Regions from separate parts of the Homo sapiens genome. Here region 2 is linked to region 1. A link is a loop called in an ENCODE intact Hi-C map of the cell type or tissue named here. Cell type or tissue: HepG2. All regions are shown on one strand. Each heading gives the region's core, and the rest is flanking DNA. Links, peaks and the distances in the headings are about the cores only. Region 1 overlaps RAPGEF2 (Rap guanine nucleotide exchange factor 2). Region 2 overlaps RAPGEF2 (Rap guanine nucleotide exchange factor 2).

Evidence for each region. A loop is a pair of places that touch in the nucleus more often than their neighbours do. Peaks named below come from ENCODE experiments on the same cell type or tissue, not always from the same donor. Only the 100,000 strongest peaks of a DNase experiment are listed, where the experiment ranks them.
Region 2: a loop joins it to region 1, with 3 times the contacts of the local background. A loop is called at or near these places in 3 of 110 quality-filtered maps.

The regions. Positions count from the first base shown.
Region 1 is chr4:159,309,224-159,325,494 of GRCh38, reverse strand. It overlaps RAPGEF2 (Rap guanine nucleotide exchange factor 2), which reads right to left. Exons shown (of 30, transcript NM_001394067.2): 9 at 10,727-10,904; 10 at 3,012-3,148; 11 at 1,878-2,036. Among named protein-coding and RNA genes, the nearest start is that of MIR3688-1, 190 kb to the right of the region's middle. RefSeq lists an enhancer at 9,284-9,578. In HepG2, for the core only: a CTCF peak has its summit at 9,367 (motif pointing right); no DNase peak of the experiment used is centred there.
Region 2 is chr4:159,241,520-159,257,790 of GRCh38, reverse strand. It overlaps RAPGEF2 (Rap guanine nucleotide exchange factor 2), which reads right to left. Exons shown (of 30, transcript NM_001394067.2): 7 at 14,000-14,017. Among named protein-coding and RNA genes, the nearest start is that of MIR3688-1, 120 kb to the right of the region's middle. In HepG2, for the core only: no CTCF peak of the experiment used is centred there; a DNase peak (open chromatin) is centred at 8,900.

The sequences.
Region 1 (16,271 bases), core at 6,773-11,772:
AAAGGCTTTAACAATTTGCTAGCTTGTTTTGACTCAGTTTAGATTAGTTTTTTTTTAAGAGTACAATTACAGAGCTGAAACAGCATATATAATTCCCTTTAAATGCCCATTCCCGCTAAATAAAGACTTCAATATTTACCATTTGTTTTCCTCTATTATACCACATAACTGAGAATTAACCATTTTGTTTTCCTCTCTTATACCATTTTGTTTTCCTCTATTATACAAAATAATTGGGAAGTAAATATATTTAGAATGCGTTTCTGGCATTACATATTTAAAACACTGAAGTCATAGCCTTATTTTTTTTTTCCTCTATGGTGCTCATGGACGGAATTAGCTGGTGGAATTATTTAGATTCTATAGATAAGATAATTTTATGTATAGCCATGGTCATTTTTCTTTTTAGTAAGTAAAATGCTTAAAATGAATATTTAAATGAGTGATACCATTTTACATTGACCGGACACTGTAAAAATTCAATTATGTTACTTTAAAATAAACTATATTCAGATGTTTTTCAAACTGCAGACTAATAAATACAACTGACAATTAGTTTAAGTCACATCATTTGGTTGTTTACATTTAATTTTGTTTCAGAGACAAATTCTTTTAGAAGACGTCATAAATTATAAACACCTAATAATACCAAAAGTATCTTAAATGTATTTCTCTGTAATATAGTGGTTGCCAGTTAAATCAATCTAGTTTCACATTTGGCCTTAGTATTTTCTCTAGTCAATTATTAGATGCTTTTAAATATGAATATCAATAAAATATCAATACTGATACTATTTCTCTTTTGATATCAAGTATTTTCTTTTTATTAGCTATTATTTAACTAGCAAGTCATTCTACTGATTCACACTATGATTAATTTCCATGACTCTTCTAAAATCAATTTCTTATATGTATTTAAATAAAAACACTGCATAACTATTTCATATCACTTTTATTAATGTATTTACTTCATAATGTGCATTTTACTTCCATATTTTGATGAGATTATTAATTACTGTTGGCAATTTAAAAATACCATCCTTACATAACACTTTTTTTTAGTCGAACACATAGTTACGTGCAGTTCAAGTAAAATGGAAATTAATTTTTACTTTTCTGGGGTGTTATAAGACTAAAAGTAATAGTTCCACATTAAAATCCTATTGGTGCCAGGCATGGTGGCTCACGCCTGTAATCCCAGCACTTTGGGAGGCTGAGGTGGGGGGATCACTTGAGGTCAGGAGTTTGAGACCAGCCTGGCCAACACGGCAAGACCCCGTCTCTACTAAAAATACAAAAAGGCCAGGCGCAGTGGCTCACACCTGTAATCCCAGCACTTTGGGAGGCTGAGGCAGGTGGATCACGAGGTCAGGAGTTTGAGACCAGCATGGCCAATATGGTGAAACCCCATCTCTACTACAAATACAAAAATTAGGTGGGCATGGTGGTGCACGCCTGTAGTCCCAGCTGCTCGGGAGGCTGAGGCAGGAGAATCGCTTGAACCCAGGAGGTGGAGGTTGCAGTTAGCTGAGATCGCGCCACTGCACTCCAGCCTGGGAGACAGAGACTCTGTCTCAAAAAAAAAAAAGCCCTCCAAAAAACCCAAAAATTAGGTGGGTGTGGTGGCGATTGCCTGTAATCCCAGCTACTTGGGAGGCTGAGGCAGGGGAATCACTAGAACTCAGGAGGCAGATGTTGCAGTGAGCCGAGCTTGTGCCGCTGCACTCCAGCCTGGCTGACAGAACAATACTCTGTCTCAAAAAAAAAAAAAAAATTATTTGTAAGATATTTATATAGGGAGAAAAATCTCATCACAATGGCATATAAGTGTTCTTTATTAAGAATAAAATATATATTTTTAATGATATATTTTATACCTGGCAGTCATCCACCTTTGTTCTCATCACTCCTTTCATGTATTCTTTGTCCATGGTAGGAGAGACACCAAAACTATTTCCCATGCACAGTATTTCTGCTTTTCCATCTGGATAAGTCACTTCCACAGATCCATTGAGAATCACTGACCAGGAGTCCAGCTAATCCAAAAAAATAAAGACAAAGCAGAAAGTAACATCATGATCATACAGCTGTAAGTGCCAGTATGGTCCCTAAAAATGAATTAGCAGATCTTCCATTTTGGAGATAAAACAAGTAACTCAAGTTTACTGTTTAACAAGTTCACAGAATAAGGAATAAAACACAGCCACATATCTACATATTTCCATATGCCTAGCACAGAATGTATATCATAATGCCCTTTTAATTTGACTTTGGATATTCTTCTCTAAAATGACACAAGGAAAAAAATTTCTCTGTCCCCCCAAAGCTCATGTAGACAAAATGATCATCATTGCCTCAATGAGAATATCATTTTGTCTGACAAAATGCATTAAATTTATGAATATTTAAGATGCAAAAACTGAAAAGTTAATATATCAAAAACTTTCTATTTTCATATGAAATTCTGTAAATAATGGGAAATATAATGGATTTGGAATATAGTGACTCATATGGTGTGGCTCTGTGTCCCCACCCAAATCTCGAGTTATACTCCCATAATTCCCATGTGTTGTGGGAAGGATCTGGTGGCAGATAATTTGAATCATGAGGGTGGTTTCCCCTATACTGTTCTCTTGGTAGTGAATAAGTCTCACAAGATCTGATGGTTTTATCAGGGGTCTCTGCTTTTGTATCTTCCTCATTTTTCCTCTTGCCACTGCCATGTAAGAAGTGCCTTTCACCGCCTGCCATGATTCTGAGGCCTCCCCAGCCACGTGGAACTGTAAGTCCAATTAAACCTCTTTTTCTTCCCAGTCTCAGGTATTTCTTTATCAGCAGTGTGAAAATGGACTAATACAGTGACATAACAGGTGTACCATAATTCTTGAATTATTCAAACTTACTGTTGTTGGGTATTAAAAAGGAAAAAGTAAGAATTGGGGTTTTGTTCAATTGCTGTATTGAGATATCTTTAAGAAGAAACTTTTTAAGTGGTAGGAATAGTTACTCACCTCTTCACCATCATTTAACACTATGGTCCCTGCTCTTTCCACCACTGCGAACACCATCACAGCACAGAGTTCTCGCCTCACTGACATTGTCATATTGGCAAAAGCAGGCAACTGGTGCATAAATTCCAAGAGTTGTTCTGAAAAGCAAAAGACATACTTTGTAAAAACTACTACTTTTATTAAAAACAAGTATTCAAAAAGAATGTTTTAGGGTCCTTTCTTTTTAAATGCCCTACAATTTTGCTTATTGAAAAATACATATCAAGTATCTTTAGCACCAGCTGAATTTCTTGCAGGTACACAAAGAATTCTGTCACTGTGGAAATGATGACTCTTACTTGTTGAATTAGAGGCAACAGTTTTTATTGTAACTCCAGTTCTAATACCACTAAAGACATTACTAAACTTCAAATGGGAAATTTCTATTGTAAATGAGATATAAGGCTTATTATTATGAGAGTGGAAATGAAAGGTAGCTCTGAGAATTCTCCAACAAGTCAGTTGGTTCATTCCTGTGCCTTTTGGGCAGGTGAATGCCTAAAATAGTCAGCAGAAATAACTATATTTAATTCAAACATTCTAAGGAATATTTTCCATGTATCAAATCCATAAAAAAGATCAATTAAAAAATTAACGACATGATATGATAAATGAAAATGAAAACTGATAACACCATTTTTTAGCCCACAAGTTGGCAAAAAAGGAAGTTTGTTCACTCTTCTTTCCTATGGGAATGCTTTGGAGAAACAGCTTACACTTTGGTAGGGTTCTAGCTGTTGATGTCACAGTCTCTTCAAGTACTGGGTTTTCTATTTTTAAAAGTCCTGTGTTTTCTTATCATTCAGTAGCTTTACTAATTACACACTAAGTTCTTTCCTTACTCCTCACCATGGCTCTGTGAAGTGCGTTTTCTTTTTCATTTCATAGGGAGGAAACCAAGGCTCAGCATCAGCATCATATAATTAAGAGATGGCAAGACCAGGCGCAGTGGCTCGTGCCTGTAATCCTAACATTTTGGAAGGCTGAGGCAGGAGGATTGCTTGAGGCCAGGAGTTTAAGATCAGCCTGAGCAATGTGGCAAGACCCTATCTCTACAAAATATTTTAAAAATTAGCCATCTGTGGTGGTGCGTACCTATAGTCCTAGCTACTCAGGAGGCTGAGGTGGGAGGATTGCTTGAGCCCAAGAGTTTGAGGTTATAATGAACTGTGATTGTGACAATGTACTCCATAATGGGTGAAAGAGTGAGACTCTGTCTCTTAAAAAAAAAAAAAAAAAAGTGGCAGTGACATGATTCAAGACCATCTGCTTCCAAAGATCATGCTGGACTTTAAAGGGAGTGGTAAAGAGCACAGGGTGTATGTACATCAGATGTTTAAATGCTTACTAGCTGTATTACTTTGGGCAAGGTGATTAACTTCCCTAAGTCATAGTTTTCTCACTTAAAAAGAAAAATACAATATCTGCTTTACTGGATAGCTGTGAGAATAAAATGCAATAAAGATGATAAAAGTCCGTGGCACAGAGTAAATACTCAATAAATGAGAACTGCTATTATTGTCATTATTATAATAGTCATGACATCATTCAAACTTTTGGCTAAATAAAAATCATACTAGATGTTTCTTGTACATAATCAAACATTCCCTATATACATTCCTTTTATCTGTTAAGATTTAGTGACAAATTTTATGTTCTTGGATATAGTTTATTAACTGCTAAAACAAAGCACAACAGAAAAATATATTCTGTGAATATATTTTCCCAGATACAACATTTCTGGAAGGACAGACGGAGTGGTTTTCTCTGGCCCAGTTGGGCAATGGCATGTTCTGATTGGACTCTATGTCATCCCTCCTATATAAGACTTTTCATTACACAGGGGGGCTCTGGCAATAAGGAAAATGATAATGATAGGTGTACCCAAAGATTCTGTCCAATAGGACAGTGTTGCACAAACTGACTCAGATTTATGTGTCAGGAAATCACTTTACTTTTGCTACCAGTATTTTTTAAAAAATAAGTTAAACTATCAAAGCACATCAGTTATAGAAAGAATACGTTCTGTTTCATGAAACTTTTATTTCTGGAATGAGTAGGAGTGTCTGTGCTGTACCATAAAATGTATTTATTCCTGGAGAAGCAGTAAAGCAATTCTGAACACCATTGCAAGAGATGACCCATATCTATCATATATGGGAGGCAGGAATCATTGTTTTACCAATGCATTGACCTTTTGATTTGCATTATAAAGGCAAATGAACAAGTCATGGTCCTCTGAAGCACATCCCAGTTAATTCTGCAGCTTCCAGCCTCTGTTTTCTTTAGCCATCATCCCTCACGCCTCACCATAAACTATGATACTATTACCTATAGACCATGCATTTTACTTTTTTCCACCCCTTGTAGTTGCTAAATTTCTTTGGACAAGCAAAGATTCATGGGTTTAAGAAAAATGTGGGCCAGAAATTGTCAGAAATGTTTTGAATTTAGTATCTGTTTAGACAATAATAGAAGTCAAATAATTACCACATACATGATCAGAGAATAAAAAGTGGGAAGAAAATACAAAGTACCTTCACAAGTATTTGTTGTAATAATTTTAAAGTGCTTCGTGTAGACATATTGCGTGCTTTTTGGCAGACTCTTAATCTATTAGTGGGTCATGAGTTTAATTTGTGATATATAAGTAGCGGCTAGCATTAAAAAAAAAACCACAGGATAGAAGATACCTGCATATCATATATTGTAAGAATAAAGGAGACAGAAAGATCAAATAGTAGATGTACATAATTATCCAGGCTCAGCTGAAAAACCAGAAATACATAAATGCTAAACCAGATGGCATCTAAGATTTCATTTTAAGATTTCAAGGATTCAATAATGGTATCACTGGTTTTTAGATAATTTCTATGCTATATTATACTAGATGATTGGAGCAATTTTTAAAAATAAAGAACTATTTTATAACCAATCATATATATATATGGCAGCAGTCTCCAACCTTTTTGGCACCAGGGGCAGGTTTCGTGAAAGACAATTTTTCCACTCTTGGTGGGTGCGGGGGGATAGTTTTGGGATGAAACTGTTCTGCCTCAGATCATCAAGCATTACAGTCTCATAGGGAGTGCACAACTTAGAACCCTTGCATATGCAGTTCACAGTAGGGTTTGCACTCTTATGAAACTAATGCTGCCACTGATTTGACAGGAGGTGGAGCTCAGGTGGTAATGCTCCCTCACCTTTCACTCGCCTCCTGCTGTGCGGCCTAGTTCCTAACAGGTCAGGGACCAGTACCAGTCTGTGGCCCAGGGGTGGAGACTCCTGCTACAGGGGGCTCAAAACTCTGACAATGCCATAGGTATCATACAGACTTAAAAGGGCTTAGGATAGCCAAGAATTCAGAGCCTGGGATGGATACTAGGAAAATCCTCAGGACAAAGGAAAAGAAGCCACGGATGGGAGAAACAGGACAATTTTCTTTTGTATTTCTTAGAACAATCTATAGAATTATACACTTACCTATTAGAATGATACACTATTATGACCTATCTAACGTTTATGGAAAAATATTAAGCTTTAAAAACATTTTATTTACAATGTACCATTATAAAAAAACCCAAATAATTAACTTATAGATACCAGAAGCCGAAGCCAATTCAGAAAATTAGCTTATCCTGGTTTGCTTGATACAATTTTATATAAGAAATGTTTTATTAATTTTTTTTAAAAACCCGGGGCTTGTTAAAAGAGATCAAAGTAGTCTTCTACTTTACTGTGTCAAACTCTCAAAACAAAAAAAATTTTTTAAAACTATTCAATAATGGAGTACCTACAAAGTTATGAGTTCCAGGGTAAAAATTAATATGATAAAGTCCCTTCCTTCAAAGTACTGAAACAAAACTATACCCAAGAAATCTATCAGAACCCAAAGGGAATTTTTTTCTTCCTGCAGCTCGCAAAAATATGTTCAAATATTAGCAATTTCATTTGATTCACCTTAAACACTCATGCACACACTCACATGCATGCACGTGGACATAATCTGTCCCTTTTTTGCAGGGGAAGAGGACGTTGGGTAGGAAAAGAGGCATCTAGAGAAAACATCAATCATACAGATGTTTGTATTTTATATAAAGGTTGTCTATTTTAACTAAATCCTGGAGGATGAGTTGCATTTAACAAGAGCTAAACAGTTCTCACACATATTTTATTTTCAGGGAAATAGAATACAAAATCTTTCAAGGTCTTACATAGAACAAACAACACCCTTTAGGACTTGTTTAATGTTAGTGATTTATTGCTTTAAATAAATGTATCTTTGATAGCTGCAAACATGATAATTGTCATTGCTTGCAAGTAAACTGGTATTCAAATAAATGCTACTCCCTGTAGCAATTATATTGACAAGCACTTTTTTTTTTTTAAAGATGGCTTTTTATTTATTTGTAGGAATCATTATGGCTGCTGCTTTCTAGAGATTCTGGGAAAGAGGGTTTCTCAGCTATCAACTGAAAGTCTTAAATTTCCAAGAATGACAGACATGTATTTTAATAATCAGCATTTTCTTCACAACTATTTTAAAATGAACAGATTCAAAAAAGATATATTAGATTACAAAATGGTAACTTCCAAATCAATCTATTCATAGGCAACGTTTCACCAATTTTTTTTTTTAAAGCACCTATGAGTAAAGATTCTGAATTGAAATGGTAAACTGAACACACTTCCAATTTACTTCTTTAAAACTACAGGGGATTAAAAAGAAAGAAATTGGCAAGGGCAAAGAATGAGAACGTGAAATGCAATTTTGGACACTGGAAATCAGCTGAACATGTGGTATTGGACCCAAGAAAGTGAACAGGGAATTGGAGAGTGAAACCCGTTTTTAGAAATTGTAAATCAGATCAACACGCGATATCAGAAACAGGAAAAGTACAAACCTAAGTCTTCAGGGGGTGAAACAGAACCATTCCACTCAGGCCACTCCCCTGCTTCCATCAGCCCAGCCTCTACTTTACTCTTCTTCACTGCACTCACTGCCTGCAATAGGTTTATTTGTTCACTTGCTGATCACGCGTCTCCCCTAATAGACTGCAACAGAACAAGGACTTTTGCCCTTGTTCAGCACTGAGTGAGTTGCCAGGACTTAGAAAACTGCTTGGTACATAGAAGGTGCTCACCCACATTAGCTGAATGAATAAATAATAATTACCATACAATATTCATCTATAAAGAGTTAGCAATTCCCATAAATTACTTCAATTAAATGTTGAATGTCTAATCTAAGGTTTTGGTTTTTTTTTGCCTTTAATTTCCTAGAATATGTATATAGCTGAAATGGTGAAAGTTTTTCCTCATACATGTTTGTGTCACTCAAACTCATGTAACAAGCCACTCCACACCATCCTTTATCAATTCCAACAGATTCAGTTCATTTAATTGCCCTTCAAATATGTATTGGCCCAAGAGTTGGGGGAGTGGTACAACAGACAAGCAAGGCTCAGGCAAGGGTGGCTATGGACCCTGGAAATCTCGTGGAAGGATGACTCTCAACGGAAGTTGCTCTCATTTCCAGTGTTCGAAGAAACAAGGCAGAGTCTGGGAGGCATACTCAAATCCAAAACAATTACTACACAACCAACTCTTGCTATGATGGAAAGGTGGATATAAAGCTACTTAAATTTTTAACCTCTGGGTACACTTAAAGTCATTGCAGCACAATTCATAACAGCAAAGACATGGAATCAACCTAAATTCCCATCAATGATAGAATGGATAAAGAAAATGTGGTAAATATACACCATGGAATACAATACAGCCATAAAAAGAACAAGATCATGTCCTTTGCAGGGACATGGATGGAGTTGGAGGCCATTATCCTTAGCAAACTAACAGAGGAACAGAAAACCAAATACTACATGTTTTTACCTGTAAGTGGGAGCTAAATGATGAGAACACATGAACACACAGAGGGGAACAACACACACTGGGGCCTTTCGGAAGGTTAGAGGGTGGGAGGAGGTGGAAGTTCAGGAAAAATTACCAATGGGTACTGTGGGCAGCAAGCCACCCAGGTGCCGAGGCAAGAGACCGAGGACATGAGCTGTTCCAGTATAATAAAATATAAAACAAGAATAGTTATACTAGATCTAGGTTATAGACATGATTATATATAAAATCATTAATCATTAGTTAGTAGTACTTACTCTTTATTCCAATATTATAATAATCCTCGTTCTATAATCATAACCTAGGAAAAACCAGGCCATACAGAGATAGGAGCTGAGGGGACATAGTGAGGAGTGACCAGAAGACAAGAGTGCGAGCCTTCTGTTACGCCCAGACAGGGCCACCAGAGGGCTCCTTGGTCTAGCAGTAACGTCAGCATCTGGGAAGATGCCCGTTGCCAGGCGGACCATGGTCTAGCGGTAGCCTCAGTGTCATGGAAAAACACCGGCTACTTAGCAGACCGGGAAAGGGAGTCTCCCTTCCCCAGGGGGAGTTTAGAGAAGACTCTGCTCCTCCACCTCTTGTGGAGGGCCTGACATTAGTCAGGCTCGCCCGCAGTTATCCGGAGGCCTAACCATCTCCCTGTGATCCTGTGCTTCAGTGGTCACGCTCCTAGTCCGTCTTCATGTTCCATCCTGTACACCTGGCTCTGCCTTCTAGATCGCAGCAGTAAATTAGTGAAAGTACTAAAAGTCTCTGATATGCAGAAATAATGGCATTAGCTGTCTTTCTCTTTGTCTCCTCTCTCTCTCTGCCTCGGCTGCTAGGCAGGGAAGGGCCCCCTGTCCAGTGGACACGTGACCCAAGTGGCCTTACCTATCATTGGAGATGACTCACACTCCTTATCCTGCCCCTTTGTTTTGTATCCAATAAATACCAGTGCAGCCTGGCATTCGGGGCCACTACCGGTTTCCGCAACTTGGTGGTAGTGGTCCCCGGGCCTAAATGCCTTTTCTTTTATCTCTTTGTCTTGTGTCTTTATTTCTACACTCTCTCGTCTCTGCACATGGGGAGAGACCCACCGACCCTGTGGGGCTGGTCCCTACAGGGTACTAGGCTTAAAACCTGGGTGATGAAATAATCTATACAACAAACCCCCATGACACAGGTTTTCCTATGTAACAGACCTGCACTTGTACTCCTGAACATAAAATAAAAATTAAAAAAAAAAAAGGACAAAAACAGCAAAAGAAAGACAGAAAAAAAGTCTCAACCATCACACAGCCTATATGCCACTAACCTGACATTTTGCTGTCTCCTTCCACCCACTTGCGTCTTCACACAAAACCAGAGTAGAAGCAAATCACTGTGACAATTTTACCAACTGCCTTTATGTTTACATACAGAAAACATGAGCTTAATAAAAACAGTGCTCACGAGAAAATTAATAGAAGTAATACTGCTTGAAAGGCTCATTTTAACTTTTTTTTTTTTTGTCATAAACTAAGCTTAAGAAAGGGTTTATGTGGAAAGGGTTTACTAAGAAGTTTCATTCACATTATTATTTGTAGACTCCTGAAGGTAAGACTGAGTAAACCTGATTTTTTCCAATTTTTGTCCAACAAATACTACTGTTTATACAAAGGAAATTAATAAATTAATGAGTTTTTAAAGCCTACTAGTCTTGGGCTCTATTTCATCAGACAATTTTGCCACTAAATCTTTTTAATTGCTCGTAGATTCATTTTCCTGTTCAAGCTTACCAATGTCATCATCTGTCCGGTCAATTGGGTCCTTCTCTAGGCAGTCTCTCACAATGTCCCTGCTCATCAGAGGATCTGATGCTCTCTCAATGTCTTCTTCATCGTCGTCGTCTTCGGAATCCACTGCTGTTTCTGGCAACCCACTCAGGTCCATATCACCAGCCTCGCTTTCTGTGGCCTTAAGACACACACACAAAAATTAAAAACTATTTTAAGTAAATAAATCTTTGGGGCCCAAAGAAACAAGAGCAAGCCTCATTCAAAATAATGCTTGTTATATTTATTTTTCCATCCAACAACTATGTATGCACCAGAAACTACATGTAACAATTACTTTAACAAAATATGAGTGATTCCACCTCCTATTAAATTTTTGGTCAGGAATAACGACTTTATCTCAGTAATTTTGATTTCTTATCCTAGCTGTCATATGGCATTTGAAACATAGTAGAATAAAGAAGAAAAAGTATTTGTTTTCACTCCATTCTTCAAAGAGAATGGCTTAGGCTAACAGCTTAAGGGTGACAATTCTGAGCAATTCCTTTTGCAGAATAGGTGTGAATTTATTAATGCCAAGAAGCCTGGACCATTTTACCCCAATTAGACAGTCCTTATGGAAAAATGAGCCACAAATCAAAGGTAACTTGATAAATATGCAAACGAAACATTAACAATTAGTTGGATTATCCCAATGACCACTGTTAAACTATAAATCGAGAAACACTATAGGAGACCATACGCGTAAAGGCAACATACTCTTTCTTCCCATTCATCAACACAGGTAATCACATCACTAAACTTCAAGTTATCAAGATACCTGCAAATTTTCTAAGTCACTGGAGTCACACATTTCAAGATGGCCTCTTTTGTTGAACTAGCTCAATCCTAGAACAGTTATCCTTTCTAGGTCACCATGTAGCCTTTTGTGACTATCATCTCAGCAATATGTATGTATATATCATACAGATCTTATTTGACATTATATACCTAGACTTCAATTATCACTTAAGCATAGTAAAAATGAATTCAATTAAATATTAACTACATCAATCTTGAACAGAAGTGTTTTTCCAAATGAAATATTAAAATCTTGAAAACATCTTATACAATTATTAATTTTGTAGAAAACGTATATTACAAAGTTCAACTTCAAATCATAGCCCATACGATTCTCAAAGATAATAAATACCTTTTTTAAGAAAAAAATATTTTTTAAAAGAAAGATAAAAATATAAAATACTGACTTTGATAATAATAATAAGGTAACACTAAATACTTACAATGTGTCAGGTACTGCTCTAATTGCTATGTATTTATTAACTCATCTAATCCTTAAAACAACCCTATAAAGTAAAAGCCATTATTAACTTTTATTATTCTCTTAACACTTAGGTGAAGAGAAATAATTTTTCCAAGGTCATGCTGCTGATAAACTGTGGAATCAAGACTACAACCCAGGAATTCTGGCTTCAGAGTCTTAATCGCAATCTAATCTGTCTCTTTTTAAACATTCACTGAATATGAATGTGGCTTATATAAGGATCTATCCTTTTCCTATAATTTAATATTTACAGAATAAATTGTGCTATTTTCTTTTTCTTTCTTTCTTTTTGTTTTTTTTGAGACAGAGTCTTGCTCTGTTGCCCAGGCTGGAGTGCAATGGCACGATCTCGGCTCACTGCAACCTCTGCCTCCCAGGTTCATGCGATTCTCATGCCTCAGCCTCCCGAGTAGCTGGGACTACAGGTGTGCACCACCACACCCAGCTAATTTTTGTACTCTTAGTAGAGACGGGATTTCATCATGTTGGCTTGGCCAGTCTTGAACTCCTGGCCTCAAGTGATCTGCCCACCTCAGCCTACCAAAGTGCTGTGATTACAGGCATGAGCCACCACGCCCAGCCTGTGCTATTTTCTTATAAACAAAGTTTCAGCTTTGTAAAGTCCCGGTTCATATCACAGAACATAAGATTTAATCCTACATTTTGAAATAATACAAGCATGTGTTAACAATGAGTTTTATCACATTTTCTGCTCTTTAGGTACAATTTCCTGAACTAAAATGCATATATTATTTAAAAAAGAAACTTAAGGGGAAAATAATTGAAGACAGAAAACCTAATGTTTATGAAAGTTCAATGGCCTGGTCATTATAAGCAGAGATACTGCAGGCAGGAGAGTAATAAGCCACTGCAGCCCATACAGACAGAACTGTGACACACTCAGAAACACATCTCATAATTTAAACTCAAAATTAACTGAATCATTGCTAGATTTAAGAAGGAAACTGAAGTAGAACTTGATGTGATATAGTATGCCAAGGTTGTGGTTAGAGAAAATAGGTCAACATTGTTATCAGCACCTGACCCTGAAGTCTAGAAATACAATTTGCTAATGCTTGCTATGATCACATTTTTACCTCAGTTTCATCTTCACATTGAAGACTATTTATTACTCATCACCTTATATTTTCAAAAATATTATCAGTTCTCTATATAAACATTCTTTAATATTAGCATAGAGTGAAGAAAGGACACTACCAAAGACAGAAATTTTAAAAATATTTTCAATAATTTATATAGCTAATGGTTTTTCTTTAATTTTAAAACATCTAATGTATGCAAAAAGATGGAATATATTTTATACCATCCCAAAGAAATAATTATCGTTTAAATTATTTATATTTAAGGCTTAAGCAGAACATAAAGACTTTCAACTGTCAACTGGATTTATCTCTCCCAAACTGAACCTTCCACTTTATTTAAAAGATCACAGTTGCTTGCTATCTCTATGTGCATTCCATGCTTTAAGAAACAAACTATTCATAAAATAACATTTACTAAACCAAAAATTTAGAGATTATTATTTAGAATAAATAACCATTTTACCTTAAAATACTACAGATTCTCTAAATCATACTCTTTAAAAGAACGTGATAAACAACTTTTCAGGGACCTACTAATTTCATAATACCACTGCCTTGTGGACAAGATGTTTAGAGATTAAGTGGAGTTAAAAGTTTAAGGAACACAAACTGGTCTCCAGGAGGAGTACTAAACTTAAGAAGAGTACCTAGAATGTAGTATTTACTGTGTGAACAAACTCAGTTTTGTGGCTCCAAATCTCACCTCTACTATTCATGATGTGATTTTAGCAAAGTCACTTAACCTCCACAAGCCCATCTTATCATCGATGTAAACTGTAGATACAACTTCTTACTATTCATAGGACTGCTTTTGGATCAAATAAGGGAGAAAGCAAGCCAGTCTCAAGCTAGATCAAAAGTCCCTTCCTCAAGGGGATACTTTCTTCATCTTAGAACTTGTACACCTTCTACCTCTCCCCATAGCAGCAATGAACGCTGCACGCAATTTATATTTGTGGAATTTGACCAAAAAACCCCACAAAATTCTGTTAAACACCACACTCTCCTTATATATTTGTAAAATAGTATCTTAGACTAACTGCACAAATACATTCTGGTCAACTGGTTCATACACCAATTATAAAAATAGTGATCCTATATTGAATGACTATCATATGTGTCTAGCACTAAAGTTGATGTTTTAAAACATAATAATCTTCATATCAATTCAGCAAGTTAGTATTACTAACCCTAGTTTACAGAGGAGAAAATGTCAAGGACATTAAATAAGTTGTTCAATGTAAGCAAAACAAAACACAGTAACTGTGCTAGGACTCAAAATCAGGTGTGACCAACCAAGAAATACTAAGTACTCTGCACTTTGCTCGACATTCTCAATAGTCTTATAAAAAAAAATTGAAATATAATACAGTAATAAAATGTTTTCCACTTTGCTAAGTCATAAAAGATAAAAAGTTTAAATACATATTTGCCTATGAACATAACACTTATTGTTTTCTAGCTTCCTCCAAATAACAACACTACTAAGACTCACGCATGTCTTTAAACCCTTTTTTTCTAAATAAAGACACTAAAACAGACGCTTTATATTTAAAAGCTTATCTGGATATATTTGTTTCAGGAACAAGGAGAAAGGTTTACATAGTTATGTTAGCCAAATAACTCCTGTCTTAAATTAATTTATCTTATACAGGTACTGACTAACATAGATTTTGTTGTCCATTAATATTTAAATAGTGATATTCTTTTAAAAACAATATTCTCAGATCAATGCTGAAAGCTCCACTATTTAAATCAAAAGGGACTAAATACATTCTGCTATTGTGAACACAGTTCTTAAAACCAATTTATTTTACATTTTTTAAAAAAAATCAAGAAAATTCACAAACAAAAAAATTTTTATGCCATAAAGCTCTACTGAAGTATTAATTTAACTAAAATAAAAATCAAATACTGCATGTTTTATCAGTAAGCACTTTAAAATCACTTGCCAAAAAAGTTTTGCTTATTAAAAGCATATATATGCCTAAAAGAGAAGAACAATTTTTTAAAGCTCTTAATGTAAATCGTTAGGTTGCTTCCCCAAAATTACAATCCTACGAGGAGTATATAAAAATGTCTATAAATGCTTATTTTAAGTAAGAAAATCTGTGCTAATTTGATAGGCAGAATAATTTCATATTTAAGTCCTTATATGCTCAATTACTATTATGTTTCAAATACTTAAGGTGTAGACATTTGCATTTTCGTTTCTGTAAGTTACCAACTACTGTCCTTTGAACATTTTAACATTGTGAGCTGAGTATTTTTCTTATTTGTGTAAATCAGTTATATTCTGACTTTAAATCTTCTTATCAATTGATGTTCTAATTACAAAATGTTTTGATCCTTTATTAAAACATTGTTTGCTAACTCTTTAGTTTATCAGGAATTTATTTTAATTATGATACAAAATAAGAATACAAAATGATTCCCCAACCCCAAAGACCATTTATTGAATGATCCATCACTTTCTTTATTGATTTGTGAAGTTTCCTCTATTACATATTACATCCTTACACATGAGTTCAATTTTGCTTGAACTCTCTGTTCTATTGATCTATCTATTTTGTACAACTATTTCCGGTTTGCCTAAGCCACTCGCTCTGATCCTGATGGCCATACCATTTAACCAGGACCTTATCATGGCTGGAAATGGCATTGTCTCGTATTACTAACTTAGGCATTAAAGCTTTCAATCACCAACAACCTTCTATTCTTTCAACCTGCCCCCATCTGCTTCTAAGGTAACCCTTTTTCAACTTAAGAAGGATCTTCACTCAAGACTCTACTACCTTCTGTGTCTAGTGTTCACACCTGTCTTCCTTTCATATCCAGCTTATATTCCCTAGTCTATTATTTCAATTACATTCATTCAACACATCTTTACTGAATGCCTAAAATTTCCTGGCACTGTGCTAGGCTCTAGGGGAAAAAATAGAGACAAGAGAGACAAGTTCCCTGCCTTCTTGAAGGTGTCATTCTTCTAGGCAGAGAGATAACATAAAAATTAATAATTGGTTCAATTGGCGTCTAGGAAGGAAATAAAAAGATTAGGCAGGAAAGGAATCAAAATGGAGGACTTCCTTTACAGAGGATTATAAAGGAACAACTCTGAGGA
Region 2 (16,271 bases), core at 6,571-11,570, 68 kb after region 1:
CAGACACACAGACCAATGACACAGAATAGAGAACTCAGAAATAAGACTGCACATCTACAACCATCTCATCTTCAACAAACCTGACATAAGCAATGAGGAAAACATTTCCTATTTAATAAATGGTGCTGGGAGAACTGGCTAGCCACATGCAGAAAACTGAAATTGCTCCTTTCTTACACCTTTTACAAAAATTAACTCAAGATAGATTAAAGACTTAAATGTTGATATGATTTGGCTCTGCATCCCCAACCAAATCTCATTTTACAGCTCCCGTAATTCCCAAGTGTTGTGAGAGGGACTTGGTAGGAGACGATTAAATCATGGGGCGGGTCTTTCCTGTGCTGTTCTCATGATAGTGAATGGGTCTCATGAGATTTGATGGTTTTAAAGACGGGAATTTCTCTGCACAAGCCCTCTCTTTGCCTGCTGCTATCCACGTAAGATGTGACTTGCTCCTCCCTGCCTTCTGCCATGATTGTGAGGTTTCCCCAGCCAGGTGGCACTGTGAGTCCAATTAAATATCTTTCTTTTGTAAATTGCCCAGTGTCAGGTATGCCTTTATCAGCAGTGTGAAACTGACTAATACAAATGTAAAACCCAAAACTATTAACAATCCTAGAAGAAAATCTAGACAATGCCATTCAGGACACAGGCATGAGCAAAGGTTTCACAAAAAACAAAACAAAACAAAACAAAAACACCGAAAGCATTGCAACAAAATCAAAAATTGACAAAATGGGATCTAATTAAACTAAAGAGCCTCTGCACAGCAAAAGAGACTATCATCAGAGTGAATAGACAACCTACAGAATGGGAGAGAATTTTTACAATCTATCCACCTGACAAAGGTCTAATATCCAGAGTCTACGAGAAACAAAAAAAATTTACAAGAAAAAAACAGACAACTCCATTAAAAAGTGGGCAAAGGACATGAACAGACACTTCTCAAAAGACACTCATGCAGCCAACAAACATGAAAAAAACTCAAACATCACTGATCATTAGAGAAATTCAAATCAAAACCACAATGAGATACCATCTCACACCAATCAGAATAGCTGTTATTAAAAAGTCAAGTAACAACAGATGCCTGTGAGGTTGCAGAGAAAAAGAAACACTTACATTGTTGGTGGGAGTATAAATTAGTTCAATAATTGTGGAAGACAGTGTGGCGATTCTTCAAAGACCTAGAGGCAGAAATAGCATTTGACCCAGCAATCCCATTACTGGGTATATACCCAAAGAATAGAAATCATCCTATTACAAAGATACTCACACACATATGTTCATCACAGCACTACTCACAATAGCAAAGACATGGAATCAACCCAAATACCCATCAATGATAGACTGGATAAAGAAAACTTGATACATATACACCATGGCATACTCTGCAGCCATAAAAAGGAACAAGATCATGTCCTTTGCAGAGACATGGATGGAGCTAGAAGCTATTATCCTCAGCAAACTAACAAGGAACAGAAAACTAAACACTGCATGTTCTCACTTTTAAGAGGGAACACAGGGAGGGGAACAACAGACACTGTGGCCTGCAGGGGGCCATACTGGGAAGAACATCAGGATACATAAAGCTAATACATGGGCTTAATACCTAGGTGATGGGTTGACAGGTACGGCAAACCACCATGGCACACGTTTACCTATGTAACAAAGCTGTATATCCTGCACATGTATCCTGGAACTTTAAATAAAATTAAACTAAAAAAAGAGATCAGAGATGAATTTCAGAAATCATGTTGGTCAGTTCAACAGCATGCTAGACATAAACAAAATGTACTGATCATCTATGAAATGCTTACTAAAAGATTGTCTTAGAGCAAGTGTATAAAAAAACCTGTTTTCTGGATGGGTTATATTTTATAGGAAGTAAATATTTTTTCCAAGACATAAAGCAAACTTAAAATCTGTTCGACAAAAATTTAAAAGTATATATCACTAAACTCAGTGAAGTTTTAAGATTAAAAACAAAATTAACAAGATATTAATAATCCAATCAACTACTACAAAACATGGTATTTACAATAAAAGTAAAAACACAGTATGGAAGAAAATGAGACTATTTAAAAAAAAATCTCTACCCAAAAACAATGCAAGAACCTATGGTGACCCCTTATCACGTAGAATATTCATCTGGCCATTTCAGTTTTCACCAAGGGAGACCCACCATTTCAGATTTGAGGAGTTGAGACAACATTTCTGGTGCCTTTCCAAAGGCAGCTCTATCCCCTCAGACAATTATTTTGCTTTATAGTAGCTGATTACCGAAAGAATTTTGAATGTCAGAGCACAGTCATGAGTTGCCAATCACACTTTGTGGTAACAAGGGAAACTGGTCACTTATGTCTTAATATAAGAACAAGGAGACAGAAAAAGACTGAAGGCAGCACAAAGGCACCAGTTAAAAAAAAAAAAACTATATATTCAAAATAGAGCAAAAGAAAGAGAAGAATTCTAGAAATAAGGTAAGGGGAGTTTTGAGAAGAAAGAAGTTTTAAAAATGGCCACACATCATAACGACAGAATGACGGGGAATACATTCCGAGAACGGCGTCATTGGGCAACTTTGTCTTTGTACAAACATCATGGGAGTGTACTTGCACAAACCTAGATAATGTTGCCTACTACACACCTAGCTAGGCTCTTTGGGATAGCCTATTGCTCCTAGGTGACAAATCTGTACAGCATGTCACTGTACTGAATCCTGCAGACAACTGTAATACAATAGTATTTGTATATGTAAACATACCTAAACACGGAAAAGCTACAGTAAAAATACTGTACTTCATCTTACAGGACCACTGTTGTGTATGTGGTCGTTCACTGACAAAAATGTCATTATGCACCACAGGACTATTTAAAGTCTCATGCTGGTGGGGCATGGTGGCTCACGCCTGTGATCCCAGCACTTTGGGAGGCCGAGGCAGGCGGATCACCTGAGGTTAAGAGTTCGAGACCAGCCTGGCCAATATGGTCAAACCCTGTTTCTACTAAAAATTAGCCAGGCGTGGTGGCACACGCCTGTAGTTCCAGCTACTTGGGACGCTGAGATGGGAAAATCATTTGAACCCAGAAGACAGGGGTTGCAGTGAGCGGAGATTGTGCCACCTCACTCCCGCCTGGGTGACAGAGCAAGACTCTGTCTCATTTAAAAAAAAAAAAAAAAAAAAAAGTCATGCTGTATTAGGTACAGATTTTGGACTTGTCAGCATCCACAATAGCATACGCCAATTCCTGAATATCTCCTTCCCTTAACGCTCCACTGGTTCTGTTTATTTGCAGAACTCTATTATATTATGCAAATAAAATCTGAAAAACCAGTGAATCAAATCTGTAAGAGACTAGTTCACAAAGTATGGTCTCAGGACCCCTGAGGGTCCCCAAGACTCTTAAGAGTTCATAAAGTCAAACTATGTTTTCATTATGACATTAAAATGTTACTTGCTTTTTTCACTGCGCTCAAGTGCAAAAGCAAAAATGGGTAAAACCTAACTGATGTCTTAGGATATATCAAGACACTGGCATCACTACTACTATGTAACTACTGTTATTACCAATATTGTCCTTGTATTCTTTACCACCACTCACAGTGGCAAAAAAAGAAAATGCCAGTATTAAAGTGTCCTTGATAAAGCAGTAATAATTAATTACATTATATCTCCACCCATTAGTATACGTCCTTTTAATATTCTGTATGATGAAGCGAGAAGTTTGCATAAAGCACTTTTGTTACAATGTACAATGGTTGTCTCAAGGAAAAGACGTGCAATTATTCCAGTCGTAAGTGAACTGGCACCTTTTTTTCACAGAAAAACATTTTCTTTTTTTTTGAGACGGAGTCTCGCTCTGTTCCCCAGGCTCACTGCCAGCTCCGCCTCCTGGGTTCACGCCATTCTCCTGCCTCAGCCTCCCGAGTAGCTGGGACTACAGGCGCCCACCACCACACCCAGCTCATTTTTGGTATTTTTAGCAGAGACGGGGTTTCACCGTATTAGCCAGGATGGTCTCGATCTCCTGACCTCGTGATCCGCCCGCCTCGGCCTCCCAAAGTGCTGGGATTGCAGGCATGAGCCACCGCGCCTGGCCACAGAAAAACATTTTCATTTGAAAGAACAAATAATAAAAAAAAAAACTATGGTTATTCGGAATTGGGTATCTGGCAGGTATTTTCTAAAAACGAACAAAATGAGCTTGTCATTTGAAGAAAAACAGATGATAATAATTTGCTAATGATAAAATTTGAAGTTTCAACTAAAAGAATTTTGAAAAACATATCTAACACAGTAAGTCTGACAGCTTCTTAATAATTAAGGCCCTTTCTTTATGAGATCTGTGGTGGTATTAACAAATGTGACTTTTCTTTATATTGTATAATGCGCCAAAATTCAGAAGACTGTTTAACCCAGTGACCAATGCATGATGTTACAAAAGTATGCATAAGTAAAAAGATCCTTTCATTGTGCAATTAAGACCAATGGGTTTTAATAAAAGAGAGTAAGGCAAGTTACACTAACATGGTTTTAAATTCCTCATTGCAACTGATCTTTAAGAAACCACTACTGGTCAAATTTTGGTGCAGTCTTTGAAAGAACACCCACATTTATTTTTGAAAGCTGTTAAAATACTCTTCCCTTTTCCAACTACCTATGCATGTGAGGCCAGATTTTCTTCATATACTTTACATACTTCAACCAGAACAGCATATCACAACAGATTGAATACAGATGTGAGAACCCAACTGTCTATTAGACCAATATTAAACATATTTGCTAAAGTATCAAACACTATCATTCTTCTTATAAATTTGTTTTATATTTCCCCTTAAAAACCCTCATGTTAATGTGTAATGGGTGTATCACTATTTTTAAGTTAATCAATGGATACATATTTAAAACTTTTTGTTTCAATTTTTAATATGGTAAATAATAAACAAAAGCTCATTAGAGCCAAAAATTTTTTTTAGAAGTTTAAAGGAGTCCAGAGATGAAACTGTTTGAAAACTGCTGCAACTAGAAAACAATCGGCCTCTCTTAGCTGATGTGAAAGAATGCAGTTATCAACTGTCCTTAGATTTCCTGTTTACACCCACTTCAGCAGAACCCTCTGACAACTTAATCCGCTTGCAGAATAGCTGGCTGCTCTTTCAGTCTAACCAAAGTTAATACTAAAATTTAGGCAAAAGTTTATACTACAGAGTAATTTTTAAACTGAGCCGTCAGTATTCCTCAAAAATGCCCACTGTAAATGACATCAAGAATATCAACGATGCTCAAGTATTCTCTACATCCCAGTTGGTTAGGGATATGCTTATTTCATAAATTAACAAATGGCAAAATGATCCCTTTCTAAAAACTTTCTTAAGTGTTCCAAAAGTCCTGATGATTGAAACATTTTTTTTAAAGGTTCAGTTTAAATTTTTGTATAAAGAAATACAGGGCCAGGCGCCTATAATCCCAGTACTTTGGGAGGCCAAGGCAGGCAAATCGCTTGAGCTCAGGAGTTCAAACTCAGCCTGGGCAATATGGCGAAACCCTGTCCCTACAAAAAACACGAGTGTGCTGGCTCACGCCTGTAGTCTCAGCTACTAAAGAGGCTGAGGTGGGAGGATCTCTTAAGCCTGAAAAGTGGAGTTGTGTCTCCGGAATTGGTGGGTTCTTGGTCTGGCTGACTTCAAGAATGAAACCACAGACCCTCACGGTGAATGTTACAGTTCTTAAAAATGGTGTGTCCAGAGTTTGTTCCTTCAGATGTTCAGATGTGTCTTTGTTCCTTCTGGTGGGTTCGTGGTCTCTGACTTCAGGAGGGAAGCTGCAGACCTCCGCGGTGAGTGTTACCGCTCTTAAAGACGTGGCAGACCCAAAGCGTGAGCCGCAGCAAAATTTACTCCACGCTGTGGAAACGAACCCAAGCAGATCGCGGCGGCAAACTGGGCAGCCTGTTTATTCCCTTATCTGACCCCACCCACATCCTGCTGATTGGTCCATTTTACAGAGAGCTGATTGGTCCATTTTACAGACAGCTGATTGGCCCGTTTTGACAGGGTGCTGATTGGTGCATTTATAATCCCTGAGCTAGACACAGAGTGCTGATTGGTGCATTTACAACCCTCTAGCTAGACATAAAAGTTCTCAAAGTCCCCACGAGACTTGCTAGACACAGAGCACTGATTGGTGCGTTTACAAATCTTTAGCTAGACAGAGTGCTGATTGGTGCATTTACAATCCTCTCGCTAGACATAAAAGTTCTCCAAGTCCCTACCAGATTAGCTGGATACAGAGTGCTGACTGGTACATCCACAAACCCTGAGCTAGACACAGAGTGCTGATTGGTACATATACAATCCTCCAGCTAGACACAAAAGTTCTCCAAGTCCCCACTCTACTCAGGAGCCCAGCTGGCTTTGCCTAGTGGATCCCACGCCTGGGACGCGGGCAGAGCTCCCCACCAGTCCCACACTGCACTCCTCAGCCCTTGGGCAGTCGATGGGACCAGGCGCTGCAGAGCAAGGGACGGCGCCCGTCGGGAAGGCTCAGGCAGCACGGGAGCCCACGGAGGGTGGGGGGCTCGGACATGGCGGGCTGCAGGTCCCGAGCCCTGCCCCATGGGGAGGTGGCTGAGGCCTGGCGAGAATTCAAGTGCAGGGCGGGCAGGCAGGCGGGCCAGCTGGCAGTGCTGGCGAACCCGGCGCACCCTCCACAGCTGCTCACCCAGGTGCTAAGCCCCTCACTGCCCTGGCCAGCAGCACCGGCGGGCCACTCTGAGTGCAGGGCCTGCTAAGCCTGTGCCCACTGGGAACTCGTGCTGGCCCATGAGCGTGGCGCACAGCCCAGGTTCCCACCTGCGCATCTCCCTCCACACCTCCCGGCAAGCAGAGGGAGCCGGCTCCGGCCACGCCCAGCCCAGAGAGGGGCCCCCATAGCGCAGTGGCGGTCTGAAGGGCTCCTCCAGGATGGCCAGAGTGGATGCCGAGGCCGAGGCGCCGAGAGCAAGCGAGGGCTGCTAGCACGTTGTCACCTCTCAGTTGCAGTGAGCCAAGATGACGCCACTGCACTCCAGCTTGGGTGACAGAGCAAGAGACCCTGTCCCAAAAAAAAAAAAAAAAAAAAAGAAGAGTGCTAATAATTGGTGAAAGGGAAATGTCACAACTTATTTTGAGGTTTTATTTTCTAATACCCTCAAATGTCTTCTGCATTGTATTGAAACCACAAATGGCAGATTACCATTGCTATTCTCATAGACATCTGAGTAAAAATCAAGACAGCCTGAGTATTTTCTTTTTCATCCTCAAATATTTCCCTTTGTAATTACTCCACTATTTATCCAAATCAGCAATTCATATTACAGATTTGGTCCACTCTGCTGCCATACCATTTCTCCCCTAGGCCAGCTATTTCAAATGTCATATTGCATCCAACTACCACCTGTCTTCCACTTAATTATTATTATTTTTATTTTTCCATAAGTTATTGGGGTACAGGTGGTATTTGGTTACATAAGTAAGTTCTTTAGTGGTGATTTGTGAGATCCTGGTGCACCCATCTCCCGAGCAGTACACACTGCACCATATATGTTGTCTTCTGTCTTCTACTTAAAAGAAAGGAAGATTTAAGGGGGTGGGGGAGGATATCTGATCATTTACTGAGTCCATAAGAAACTGCTATAATAAAATTATTTAGTAAGGTTTTAAAAATAGATTCTACAATTACTTTTTCCCAAAATATCTTTAAAGGTATTTTTTAGCCTATGTGTAATTTTATTTTACTTTTTTGCCTTGATATTTCCCAATACGAGTAATTTTAATTACCACAAAGGATGCTAGGCAGTACATCTGTGAAATGGATATGCTCAGTCAGTCCAGTTTACTACTAATATACTTAACCCTACTGAGCTGTATCATAAAAATGTTAAGATGGTAACATTAATGGTATCTGGGTTTCTTTAACCAAAAAAGAAAAACAATTAACTTATGTATTTTAAATAGGTGAATTGTATGGCATGTGAATTATATCTCAAATAAGCTGTTACTGGGAAAAAGAAGTGGAGGTTTTTCCCTGATCAGTTTTTAAAAAAAAAGTTTACTATTAAAATAGTACAGATAATACTGACTAAATTTTTCAGAGAAAATAAGGGGGAAATTTTATATAGATAAATACGTATAGCATTATTAGGTATTTTTAATTATCTTAATATAAATAATTAAAATATTTTCTTTCACAAGTGATTTAAAACCTAGCATCTATATATTCCATAAAATGCTAGAGTTTTGTCCAGAAGTCAGCAATATCTTCCAGCTAACAGAGAGGCATTTCAGGTTAATAATGTTTTAAAACTGCATTCAAAACCAAAAGAGAGTATTTCCAATCACCTGATATTTCAAACAGTGAAAACAGACAACTTACAACAGATAACTGTAAAAAAGATCAATTCAGCACTGGCAGGAAATAGGTCTGAATATCAAAGTAGATTTTTCAAAAAAAAAAAAAAAAAGAGACTTTTTTTAAAATCAGCATGTAGCTCTGCAAAATCTCATGACAAAAAAAAAAATCACATGATAAGAAATGAAACAGTCGAAGATGAAAAGCATCTTCGCTGTTGCAATTAAAAGCTAAATTTTAGCCAAGTATATTTAAAACATGTACAAGCACAGAGAGCCACCAGTATTCACAAGGAGAGGCAAGACAAAGTGACAGTGATCTTTTCGACAAATAAATCGCTTGAAATATTGCATGACTTGCTACACAACACCCTTATTACTTTCAATTTCCAAGTGCAACCAAAAGATGGGTCCAATTATGACATCAATACAAGCTTTCTTTCAAAATGGAATGAAAGAACAGTAAATCCCAGTGGACACCGGAGTTCTGTAGCAGAGATGATGTAATATATAAAAATAGACATCCTTCAACAGAAGCTGAAACTTGGGTAAACAGCACACTGCATACCATTCTTAACTGCCTTGCATGAATTTACAATGCATGCTGTTAATAGCATGAGAAATCATTTTATTTTCTAAACTATTTCTTGATTTACATTTCAATTTCTGTACATATGCTATAGTGCAATTTCCCAATCCGTATAAATTAAATCAACGTAAATACCTGATTGTAACTGCAAGAAAGAGAGTTAGTCCCCCTAAAGCAAGGAGGTTGAGACCACTATAGCAGCTTTAACATGCTGCATTTTGCCAGAAATTGCAGCACACACAGCACAGTATTGTTACATCCACCCATTGTTCAGAGACTTTTCCACAGGGAGCTTTCTGCAGGATGTTAAAATGCAACATAATTTAGGGTAAAGAGGAACTAGTAAACCTGCCGATAATGGGCGTGAAAAGCAAAGGATACTTTTGACACCACTCTCCTAAGACTCTTCTGATGAAAACATAAAGCATCAGGCATCCAAACAATAAATTTTAGTAAAATTTGTGGCAGGTTTTATTTGTATGTATATCACTCTCTAACACTCTCTCTTCATCCTCTTTTCCATTCTTTATTACCTAATCCAGTTTTCACATTTCTATTTAGCTTTCCTGGATTAAAGAATAATCTGCTTGAAACTAATCTACCTCAAACTCTCAGTCATGTATTTATATTCATATACAATATGGTCATTAAACACTATTGGAATAGAAAGTACTGCCCACAAAGCAAATCATCAGAAATTAATGAATTAGAGCTATTTAAAGTTTTATTTTGAAACATAAATTATTTCGGCCGGGCGCAGTGGCTCACGCCTGTAATCCCAGCACTTTAGGAGGCCAAGGCGGGTGGATCAATTGAGGTTGGGAGTTCGCGACCAGCCTGACGGATATGGAGAAACCTTGTCTCTACTAAAAATACAAAATTAGCCAGGCCTGGTGGTGCACACCTGTAATCCCAGCTACTCGGGAGGCTGAGGCAGGAGAATCGCTGGAACCCAGGAGGCAGAAGTTGCGGTGAGCCAGATTGCACCATTGCACTCCAGCCTGTGCAACAAGAGTGAAATTCTGCCTCAAAAAAAAAAAAAAAAAAAAAAAAAGAAACAAATTATTTCTACTTTCTTCTCCCTGAATACCACCTAAATCCCTCACCTTTCATTCTTACTCCAGTTGCCATGTTCTAGCCACCACTTCCATTTCCATTACTTAACCAGGTCTTGTGGTCCCACTTTACCATCCCTATCCCCAAAATTTATTCCATCTTGGAGCCAGAGTAGTTTATTTAAATGTAAATCTCAGTATGTCACACCTCTGCTTCAGTCTCTTTGTTGTTCCTTACAGTCATGAAAAAGTTCAACTTTCAACATGGCTTTCAAAAACCCTATAACCACTCAACCTCTAAGTCTTTGAACAAATAAGATTCTTTCTGTACAAAATATCTTTCTTTGAGCCAAGATATTCAGGTGGTTCATGAAACCATCCCCGACTCCTGTAGGGGCCCTGGGTGTGTACCATTTATTTATCTGTATTCCCTGTGAGATTGTAAGGGCAAAGGAGGCAGATTCTCCTGTGTTGTTGACTTTTATATCTCTAGAGCCTGGGACAGACCTGAAACATGGTGGGCACTCAATGAATATTTGTTAAATGACCAAAAATATATAAATGAAAATATTGAGCTTTTCTATGATACAAGAAATAAAATACACAAATTTCCTGAAACTCCATCCCATTATAATTCACAGAGAGACACTGATAGTAATATTGAAGACAAGCCTTCAGGTACAATTAAGCAAACAAATGTTTGATAAATTTAAGTTTTAAAAGGATAAAAAATGTTAAGATAACTAAGAAATTTCCCCTGTATTTGAATAATTTCTCATATATATACATAAACAGATTTTTAAATATCATATAAATTATAGCCAGGTGTGATATCACATAAACTGAAGGTAAAATTTGAAGTCCTTAAATATTCTAGGAAATTTACTAGCTATACAAGTTATTGATGTATTACCCAAAACATACCCTCTTAAGTAGCAAATACTGAGTCAAACCTAAAGAAACCTCAGTAAAAAACTGAATAAATAATAAATGATAAAGCAAAGACATGATATGAGTAAAAATATTGCCTACTTCTTATTTAAGAACATAACTCAAGTCAGAAAGCCTAAATGTCAAATAAATGTGCACAATCACGGAAACTAAATGCTGTAATGTTTTCATTGTTTCAATAGCTGAATGACTTTTGAAACTAACCAAAACTACCAAGGAGTCTTTAACTGAAGGAGAAACCAACTTAACTCTATCTCAGGAGAAATACTGACTTCAGAGATATTTAAGGTATATCCTAGGAATGGTTATATCTTATACACCCATTGTAAGAAATAGAATTTGCCTTATATTATTATACAGAATAATAACCTTAGTTTTAAAATGGGACTGATTTTCATAAGCCTCATACATGAATCAATCTTATTACATTGCTGCCACATTTTAAAAATATTGTATTATCACTGACTACAACAGAAATTATTTCCATAAAGTTTAATATTATATGGCATTCAATTTACATTATATTAATTTAATCTTATGTAGTATTTTCCATTACTTTTGCATGTTATCTCTAAGAACATTAAGCCTCATCTACTGGAAAATTCAATGTATCTTTATGAAACAGTACTCTGCAGTGTATATTCACACTGTAGAAAAGGACTACTAATAAAATGTGTGGGAGATATCCTTTTACACGACCAATAAGTTTTCATCATTTTAAAATTTTTGTACTGACTGAAACTTTATAAGTATGTTTTATTTACACTGTGTTCAAAGTCTCCTGATTCAGATTTGTATAAAGTGGAGCCATATTTTTGGGTAAGTAGGAGTGGGGGTGTGGGGTCAACCAGAATTTTAAAGCATGGAGAGCATTTTAACATTGCCACCAGCCTAGGAAGGATGGAAATTATGAAATGTCAGTTGGGACACATAACCTCTACAATTTGGCCAAGTTTTCTTCAATCTTTAGTCTAATATTTCTCTGTACAGTTTTCCTCTTTCCAAACTAGGAAAATGGAAGAGCTGGGTTTTTTCCTCATTAAAATCAGGGGAGGAATAGAAGATGATGGAAGAGGAATGTGCCAGCTTCCCACGTCACTCCAATAAGGTAAAAGTTAAAATGGTCCTTCCTCTCCTCTCCATTTTTAATATGGAATTCAGATTTTCCTACCCACACAAACTTCTAGAATAAATTACTGATCAATACAGAGAAGGCTTGAAACTATGGGTAAAATAAACATAGCTTTTCTTCACCTGCCCTATTCTGAACCTGGAGACAAGGTAAACTATTACCATCCAAAGTCCCAAGATAGTTCTTTAGTGACAGACCCCAAATCTTCCAGCCTCTGCCAGGAACCTTATTACCTGTCTCTATAATCTACTCACTCTAAGACTGAAAATTCATGCTAAATCTTATTTTTTAGCAATTTGAAATACGGCCTCAATCTCTACTCATCAAAATGTAAGAAAATGCTAATGAAAGCCATCTCCAATCTTCCTTTCTCACTGCATTTTAAAATGCTATTCTCTCTGCAAACCTCATACACTTGCCTTGAAAAATGTCCTGAAAACACAGTACATGGACTATGAGTATTCATGTTTCTAAAGAAAATCATTATAATCCACTTTAAACTACTGCAATGCATCTAATTTTAAAAAGTGTACATTAAAGTATACATCATAACTCAGTGCGCATTTTAAATTCAATTCCAAGTTCTAAGTTGGAATTAGACTGGTAATTTATGCTAAAAAAAGACGAAGATCAATTACATATTGATTTATCTTTTAAAATATCATGTTATATATATTTTAAGTGTACTCTTTTCAGAGAAAAGCTCAAAACACTGAGGTACATAAAACTCTGTACAATTTTAAAATTATTTTAGTGAACTTAAAATTTTAAAATTACATAAAAATGTTTTAGATTTACCACATCATTTAAAAATTAGTAGTGCTTCCAAAAACCAATATAGCAATCATGACACCTGTGGCATTCTAATACGTACTCTCTTGTATAGAACATAAAGGAACTGTCTCATTTTAATTCGAAAAATTATACATAAAATTCATACTTTTAGGCAAAGTTACTCTAATAGCCAAAGATATATCAATGATAGATTTCCCCAATGTGAATAAATTATTCATGATCTTTTCCCTGTACAACAATAAAACACAAGCATAAAATGCTACTAGTTACTTAACCAATTAGTTTTCAAGGATAAATCAGTTTTTCTTCCTTGACTCAAAATTCCCGGATAACCCCAAATGTAATCTAGATCTTCAAAGAACTCATAATGAAAATCATAGATTTTAGTACTTAGTACAGTACTTTAGTAATGTACTTTAGTACTTAGTATAGTACTTAGTCATGTACTGGCATCAAAGAAGTGAGCAAGGAGATTATTACAGACCTCAATTAAAATGTAGAATGAAATAAAAGCAAGAAACCTTGTTAAAAATAAAGTGCAAATAAGAAAATACAAGAGATTTTAAACTTTGTTTCCTTTTTGACCAACCTTTTAAAAAAAAATCTGACTGAAATTTTACCAGTGGCCTCCCAAAATGTTCTCCCATTGAGATTCCTGAACTTTAAAGTTTTCATCTGTAGTATTTAAAATGTAAATTTCTAATGAATTTCCCATAAGCTTTCACATAAAAAGGAAAAAAAATCCTTTATGTCTGCCTGCCTTTCTCTCTTCATTTTTTTATTTGCAAAGCAGGTTAGTGAAGGACAGTGTTCCATTCATTTTTTTAAGTGCTCCATTCATTTTTAAAAATAAGTAGCTTGCACTTGAGTTCTTTCTTCAACATGGACAATCCATCCCCAGGTCTGTACAGATCAAGCAGCCTATTCTACCACCCAAACCACTGATAATTTCAAAGTAAATTAGGGCAAAATACAGAAGGACAAGACGAAGCAAAACATATGAATATTATAAATTCATTAGTAACAGTGCAAATTCACACGTAAACTTAGGTTAGTGTCAGAAGACCACACACAAATTACAATACCTGAGATTTAGTGCATTCCTTTGAGCCAAAATGAAATGAGTGCCATAAAGGAGGAAAGGAAAAGATGAACATTATCAGACATGCTATATTACATCTGCCAAAATGAAGATAATGTTAAAATTAAGTTAAGAATGATCATATAGAATCAGCTATATGTATAATGCTTCCCATGTTATTTAGCCATGCACTTGAAATGCTCTTGCAATGACTTTAAATCACCTGTGAAGTTGATCATGCAATTCTTTTAAATAAACTTTTCACCCTCAGTCCTTCACTATTAGCCAATTTCTTTCAAAGAGAACTATTTCTGTTAAGAATAAGTAAATATGGCGTAGGGGTAATAAAGAATAATTTCTATTTAATTCTTTTTACTATGTGGTATCATACACACAAAACAAAATTTTGCAATCTTCCTACATTAAAATTATGTATTTATGTAAAATAAATAATAAATTATAATGTTATTTTTACACCCCAAAAAAGGATGCAATCCTTATGACCATGTTGTTGCCAATCTTAACTCATTTAGTAAAATTAATACCACATGTCACACATTAGTAAACCAGTATATGATCCATTAGTAATCAAGCCAATTTTTTCATCCTACTATTGAATTTTCCCTAAAAGTATCTGCTGGCTAGGTAAGACACTCTTAAAAATCCACTTAAAAAAAAAAAACTTGTAACAATAAAAGAAATACATATTTTAAAACAAATAATGAAAAGGGAGCCGTGTAAGGAAACTGAATGAAGCTTTCCATAAAGGGGGAATCACGCTGGGGGTGAGGGGAGAGAACAGTTATTAAATGGCCCACCCAACTAAAGTGTGACAAATATGACTATAAGAACAAACAAACCAACTTTAACGCTACATTTTAAATAATCCATACTCCCACTGACTATTTTAGTCTGAAAACTAATCTGGAAAAACAATTCCAAAGCAGAAAAAAATTAGCAATATTTATGCTAGGCTAAAATATTATCTGTGTTGTACTATTAATATGTATAACTATTTTTAATACATATTTCCTTCTTCCATAATGCTACATCAACCCTAAAAACATTACCTTTTTTATGGACAATGGTAACAAAAAAACCTTTCATGGTTTTTTTAATACTAGTCTCTCCAACAGACAAAGATGTCTTTGTGATGAGGAAAAAGCAGTCCTTTCCAAATGAGCTCAATAAAATGATTCAACTATGAAATCCATGTTAAACTAAAATACTTCATGGGTAGCAAGAGGAGTAGTCAGGTTGCTAGTGGTCAAAACCACATTAAATATTTAAATAAAAAGGGCTCTCTGAGAAATAGAATATATGAAGTGTGGGTATAAGATATATCACTTAAACTTACTAAAAATTGAGTAAATAATTTTAAGTCTGTGTACATTTTTCCCATGCATTTTGTATTTATACTTATTTGCAGGAAGAAAGAAAAAAAAGGTAAAGGAAAACAACTGGGGAATGTAAAATAGTTGTTAATTATCTATTTTTATTTTTTATATTTTTATTTTAAATTAATTATACATAAAATAACCACTCATTTAATGGTATTATATGCATAAATGATCTTTCACATTATTATGACATATCCAGGAATCTAAGCGACTTTGCTCTTGAAAAAACAAAGGAATAAGAAAAAAAAGGCTTTAAAGTGACTTTATTGAGATCTTGAACAAAGCACTCATTATCTATGTCTTGGTTTCCTCAAACATAAAAAGCAGTTTATTTATCAATATTTATGAAATAAATGACAATGAACTGGGTTATGTCTGCCTGCCTTTAAGAGGATCTTTGAACCTATTAGAAATATTTCTAAGCATCTTTACATTGAGATTTTAAAAAGCATTATTTCAAATTATTCCTCCTTCACTGCATTAAAAAATAAATCTCAGAGATATTCTCATAAAGGTATAAAAAGCTATGAAAAATAATGTAATTTTTACATATCTACTTTTAAAATAAAAAACAGGGATGACAGCAGTCATTTGGGTTGGGAGTGAAGGGTGGAGTGCACAGGAGGGCGCTAAAATGTTAGATTAAGGTAAAACAACTTAAAATATTCCAATTACAATTACATGTGCTTATCACAAAGCTGATCTTCAGAGAACAACTTAAGAAATAAAGGAGCTAGCAAAGTCTGTTGACATGTTATTTCAATGTCTTTTAAAAACTAATCATATCATGTTTCCCAGAAAAATCTACTCTTTCTATAATAAATGTTTAAATAATATATACATATTATATATTTATTTTTATATTTATTAATATAA